Regions from separate parts of the Mus musculus genome. Here region 2 is linked to region 1. A link is a loop called in an ENCODE intact Hi-C map of the cell type or tissue named here. Cell type or tissue: heart. All regions are shown on one strand. Each heading gives the region's core, and the rest is flanking DNA. Links, peaks and the distances in the headings are about the cores only.

The links. Hi-C counts contacts between places; a loop is a spot of excess contacts. Peaks named below come from ENCODE experiments on the same cell type or tissue, not always from the same donor. Only the 100,000 strongest peaks of a DNase experiment are listed, where the experiment ranks them.
Region 2: it touches region 1 in a loop (2.1-fold over the local background); 5 of 42 quality-filtered maps call a loop at or near these places.

What each region holds. Positions count from the first base shown.
Region 1 is chr1:36,838,429-36,841,342 of GRCm38, forward strand. Tmem131 (transmembrane protein 131) reads right to left here. Exons shown (of 41, transcript NM_018872.2): 7 at 1,961-2,083. Among named protein-coding and RNA genes, the nearest start is that of Zap70, 78 kb to the left of the region's middle. In heart, for the core only: no CTCF peak of the experiment used is centred there; a DNase peak (open chromatin) is centred at 1,623.
Region 2 is chr1:36,913,383-36,916,296 of GRCm38, forward strand. All of the region lies in intron 1 of Tmem131 (transmembrane protein 131), which reads right to left. Among named protein-coding and RNA genes, the nearest start is that of Tmem131, 25 kb to the right of the region's middle. In heart, for the core only: a CTCF peak has its summit at 1,333; a DNase peak (open chromatin) is centred at 1,339; H3K27ac peaks cover 288 bases.

The DNA of each region.
Region 1 (2,914 bases), core at 196-2,695:
AATGTATACGTACATATCAATTTTACATATAGCTAGATCTAGTGGTGGATCCAATAACAGTGCCATGAGAAGATTAAACACTCTGAGATACATGTACAATTCTAATAAAGATCAAAGCACTTGGTTTCTGAGTTGAGAGTGTATATGCCTAGCATGTGCAAAGCTCTGGGTTTGAACCCAATAGCACACATACCAAAAAAGGTCTCTACAGGAGGGCTGGAGAGAGAGAGTGGCTAATGTGCAACAACTCTGCAAGGCTGGACTGGAGCAAAGTCTCACGGTCTATGGGATGAAGGGAACTACAGTTGACAACAGTTAGTGGCCATTTCAAAGATCACAGAAGATGTCGAGTGTTTTTAATACACAGGAATAGGAAGTGATGGGTAAGCCAACTGCCCAGAACTCATTTTCTCCTGTAGACATGTACTGAAATGTCAGAGTGGTCCATAAATATGTGCACTTAACTATGTTTCAGTTAAAACAGAAATACAAAGATATTTGGTTTTGAAGCTTGTGCCTACAATGTTTTTTTAAATTAATATCTCTGGTGTACAATAAATGACAAGTATTCAAGTATAACCCGGGAATTGCTGACCTTTGTATACAGGCATGAAGCCATCCCTGCAATGTAGATATTAAATATAGCCAGTGCTCCAAAATTCTCTCCGCCCCCCCTCTTCTCAGGCAGTGCATATTCCTTTGACTCTGGGCATTTTCCTGTGTTGCCATATTGCTGTGAGATAGTTTCTCACTGAGCTGGGAGCTTGCTGCTCTTTCAGATTTGGCTGCTTAGTGAGCTGTCAGAATCGGCTTGACCTTATGTCCCCAGTGCTGGGATTACAGGTAAATTCTACCATGCCAAAGTCTTTCAGTGGGTGCTGGGGATTAGAACTCAGGACCTCATGTTGGAAAAACAAGCATTCTTATCTACAGAGCCACCTTCCCAGCCCCTCTTCTAGAGTTTTCTACACACAGAGTAAATAGTATGTACTATATCTGGCTTGTTTTGTTTTTTTCTTTCAATGTAATTACCTTGAGATTCACCAGGTTCTATTAATAATTCATTTCTTTTCTCTCTTTATGGTTGCTTTGCTTTGTTTTATTCATCTGCAACATGGCCTTGCTACAGGTTGTCTGGACTCAACAATCCAAGTACTGAGATTAGAAGTGTGTGCCAACTTGCCTGGTCTCACATCACAGTTTCTTACACTAACATACTGGTGATGTCTAGTGTTGGGTGACATGAAGCTGCAGTAGGTACTGACTGAGGACACTTGTTATGGACACCTGCCTTCTTTTCTTTTAGGTAAACATTAAGGAAGAGAGTGGGCAAGATGGTGGGAAACTTTAATAGCAGAGAACTTTAGTGCTAACAAAGAATAGATACATTGATTTAACTTTAGTAAATTTGGGGCAAAGTAGTAGTAAGTAGGGGAACTGTGATACTTGTTTTATCATAAAGTCTCCCAGGAAGGAGTAAGAGAGAACAAAGCAGTAGGACATCTAAACTCCAAGATAAGCAGAAAAGGTTTTCTGCTTGCTTGCTCTCCTCTGTGTATGCTGAAGGCCACGCTCTGCAGGCTGGCTAGAGCTCTATCTCACTGAGTACTGTGACCTGCCATTTGGCACAGCTGGGCACAGCTGAGCAGCAGCACGTCTGTCCAGCAAGTGCCAGGCCTGCATGATGCCCCACCTTTAGCAAACAAACAAGGAATAACTGGGAAAGGAGTAGAGAAATTAATTCAAAGTGAAGATAACTAGGTCACAACAAAGACTGAGGAAAATGGGTAACACGCAAACAGTGTGGACTGCCCCACATCTCTTGAGCCCACCTAGAAAACCCTAGGACTTTTTCTAACATAGTCTTGGCAACTGTGACAGACTTGAGATTTCTTGCTAGGCACTAATTCCCACCAAAATGAAGATTAAACTTACCCTCTGGAAAAGGACAGAAACTCACCTGTAAAGGCTCACTGTGAGGATTGTGTATGTTTATTATGGGTGAAAAGCTGCTGTTTACGGGGACTCTGGCCCCAAGAAATGGCCTTAATCGATACGGATTTGGAACCCCAACACCAAATACCTGTTTCAAAGGGGGGAAAAAAGCTTTAGTTGCGTTGTAAACTAGCATTTTCATAGTTACAGCTCTCTTATCTCTGGAGAACAGTCAGTCTAATTTTGATGCGAGCAATGCTAACCACCCCTTGAAGTGGCATGCGTAGATCTGCTTTCCTGTGTACATGCATCCAGAATGAGTTCTGGATGACTTTTAGCACAGCCCTTCAGTAGACCATGGACTACACATAGAGATGCACACAGGGAGCTGAAATTTCCCTATCCCACTAGTAAGGGATAGAGCCATGACCCAGACAATGCTCAGCTATGGAGCCCAGGCTCAGGTTAACCCCCATGGAACATTTCACTTAGGCTGACCAAAAGGGAAAGGCAACTATTCAAATGACAAATATTATTGTCTATGCTATGCCAGGCACAGCACAGGCACCGTAGTGAACACAGTAAATAATGAGCCCATGGCACTTACTCTAGTACTGGGCAGATGTGGTAAAGGCAGAGACTCTTATAAAATGTGCTGTGATTATAAAGTAAGTCACAGAAGGAGAAGGAGTTGGGGAACAGTGAGAGGTAGCAGAGGTGACATCTGAGAAAGAGCAGGGGCAGGGCCAAGAGTAGCAGACAGATGAGGTGTATTTAGGACAAAGACTTGGAGGAGCACCAGCTGTGGGAAAGGACAGAGTACACTAGAGTACAGCAGTCATTGAAGCTCATCTTAACAACCTGACAGTAACCGTCAGATACTATAGACTATGACCGCCTGTGTTAGTGCCTGGGAGAGCCAAGCCCTTCATTCTACATTAGTCTAGTCACTGAGTGGACAAGGTAGCCAGGAGTGGTA
Region 2 (2,914 bases), core at 174-2,673, 75 kb after region 1:
TAATCTGAGAATACTTAAAACTGGTGAAGCTTACTGCACAATAAGTATTCCTATGAAGCAAATAAGCGGAGGGAGTTTGGTGGGATGCAATCCATAAAACTCAGTCAACATACTATTTTTCCCCTAGAAGAAGGTCTCATGCATAAAATGATGTGCTAAGGTCCCTCAGAAGGCAGCTCTTTTTTTGTTTTGTTTTTGTTTTTTTTTTTTTTTTTTGAGACAGGGTTTCTCTGTGTAGCCCTGGCTGTCCTGGAACTCACTCTGTAGACCAGACTGGCCTCCAACTCATAAATCTGCCTGCCTCTGCCTCCCGAGTGCTGGGATTAAAGGCATATACGACTACCGCCCAGCACAGAGGGCAGCTCTTAACACCCCTGCCACAGCCTTCACACTCTGAAGACAAACACAGCTGCCCCTTACTTTTGGTCTGTTCACGATCTCTTATGTGCTGTATGTATTTCAACGGCTTTTCTACCCTAAGATCCCAGTACCTAGTCAGCTTTATATTACTGAAGGGTTGGAGGGAAGCATGGTGGGAGAGCATGAGTAAAATGTATGGAGACTGAGTTCAGACTCCAATACACACACACATGCGCACTCAAGCACGCACGCACACACGCACACATACACACACAAAGAAAAGAGGAAGGAAGAAAGGAAAGGAAACACAATGAAACTATACTTACTAGAACATTAGTTTGGAATCAGAAAAACGAATTAGGAGTGGTTGGTAGTACATGCCTCTAACACCAGAACCTGTGAGGTTGAGGCAGGAGGATCACAAATTCCAAGGCCAGCTGGGACTATACATAAAAATAAATGAATGAATGAATACCAGGTAATGCTAATGCTATACCACATTCTTACAAGTTCTAGACCTATGCAAGTACATGTGGTACATTACTCTTAAAGTTCAAAATATTTGCATAGGATTGAAGTAACATCTGAAAGAATAAAACATTTTTTTAAATTAGAATGTTTCCCCAAAATCCATTTCTCTCCCCACAAGCTCAAAGTAGCCTGCGTATAGGAACATTCTGATAGTCCAATCTACTTCTAAGAAACTTGCAAATCCAGTGTTCATTCCTGGAAGTTTCTCTGTAGACAGAAGCCTCCCTGCACCTCCACCGCACAGCCCCATCACCCAGCTGCCAATCAAAGACCTCGTTTCCTTTCTCAATTAAAAGAGCTTCAATGCCCAAAACACTGCTAAGGAATGTGGGAAACGGCTACAACATTCTACTCTTCCGCTGAGTTTTCTCAATGCTGACCTCTGACCTCTACTTCCTTGCAATTGTTGCTCAAGTCATTTCCCATTTCTGAAGCTAGGTCCAGAGTCACATACCACTCGTGTGGAGCAAGCTCAGTGGCAGTGCAGGAAGCCTCAGGGGACACCATTAGGAAGGAAGTCAATATTTTCCATGATTTCCTTAAAATAGTCGAATAAATGTTACTGAGGAAAACAAGAATCCCATGTAGCTAAGAATAGGTCCACTTTTATCCACTAAGCTTTTTAATATACAGCAGACACATGTCCTTCTAAGTCAATTCCACTGTAGAGTCTTTTCCTTATCTCCACCTTCACAGCAAACCAGAAGAAATTAACACGAACACAAATGTCTAGCAGCACCTACTATGTGCTCTCTGTGCTGCTGGGTAAAGAGTATACACTAGCTTAATTCCCTGGGAAGAAGGGTAGAAATTCCTAAGTCAGGAATAAACTACCAAGTACAAACTGAGTGTCACATACTGCAAACAATTACAAACAGAAAGACTGTTTTAGATTTCAGATTTTTTTTTTTTCAGATTCTGGAATGCTTTTAGGGATGAGACCCAAGTCTAAACAAACAAACAAAAAAATTACATTTTACATATAGGAATACACATGGCCTGAAGGAAATTTCAGAGAGTATTCTGAGTGGGCATGCATTCGGTGCCTGTGGTTTACAGCGCTGAGCACAAGCTCTAACATGAGTGAGGGAGCCACGTGCTCCATCTCTGAGCCGCACCCCAGCTATGTACCTAGGTTTGCCTGTGACCTCTCAGATGAAATCGGGTATAAAGTTTTCCACTTGTGGCAGCATATAAGCCCTCAAAATTAGGAGCATTCTGAATTTTCAGTTTTGGGTTTGGGGTGGTTAACTGATAGTAAGTTTACCTTTTGCTATTAGCTCCTATCAAAGAAAACTAGGGAAAACACTGGCTCTTGGCCAGACCTGGGTCCTCATCTACATACATGAGGGAGCTGGGACACAGGAGAGAGCTACAACCTACCAAGTACTCCTGTCAGGGATGGCCATGGAACCCTCTGCTGAGCATGTAGTGGACAATGGGAATGCTGGGTCAAGACTGGCACAACTGGCAGGCGTTGTATAACACACACCTTAATCCCAGCACCCAGGAGGCCCAGGCAGGCCTGGTCTACATAGTGAGTCCAAGACAGTCAAGACAGTGAGAGCCTGTCTTAAAAAATAAATTAATTAAAACAACAACAACAACAACAAACCAGAAAGACTGGCACAACTCCACTAACCTCCCAAACAGCGTAGATTATTTAAAACTGCTTCTAAACAGTATGAAAGAAATTCTCCAGTGTATAAACTAGTCTTCGCCTAGGCTAACCTAAAAAGCTGCCATATTTTCTGTCCTCTGCCTGCTATGAATACATGATCTAAGTGTGATTCTGAGTTGAGATGAGTTAGGAGTCGATGGCAGTTGCCCAGGACCTCCGCCCTGTGGTTCTTTTAGCCAGATCTTAAAACTTTAATGAGTACAGAAAGAAGGGCCACGCAAAAACAACTTAGGAGAAGAGCAGGCTCTGAGAAGAAAACCCAGTGAAAAGGAAGATTCTGACCAAGAACAGCAGGGGCCACAGAGATGGCGTGGCGTTAAGAGCGGCAGCTGCGTGTGTACT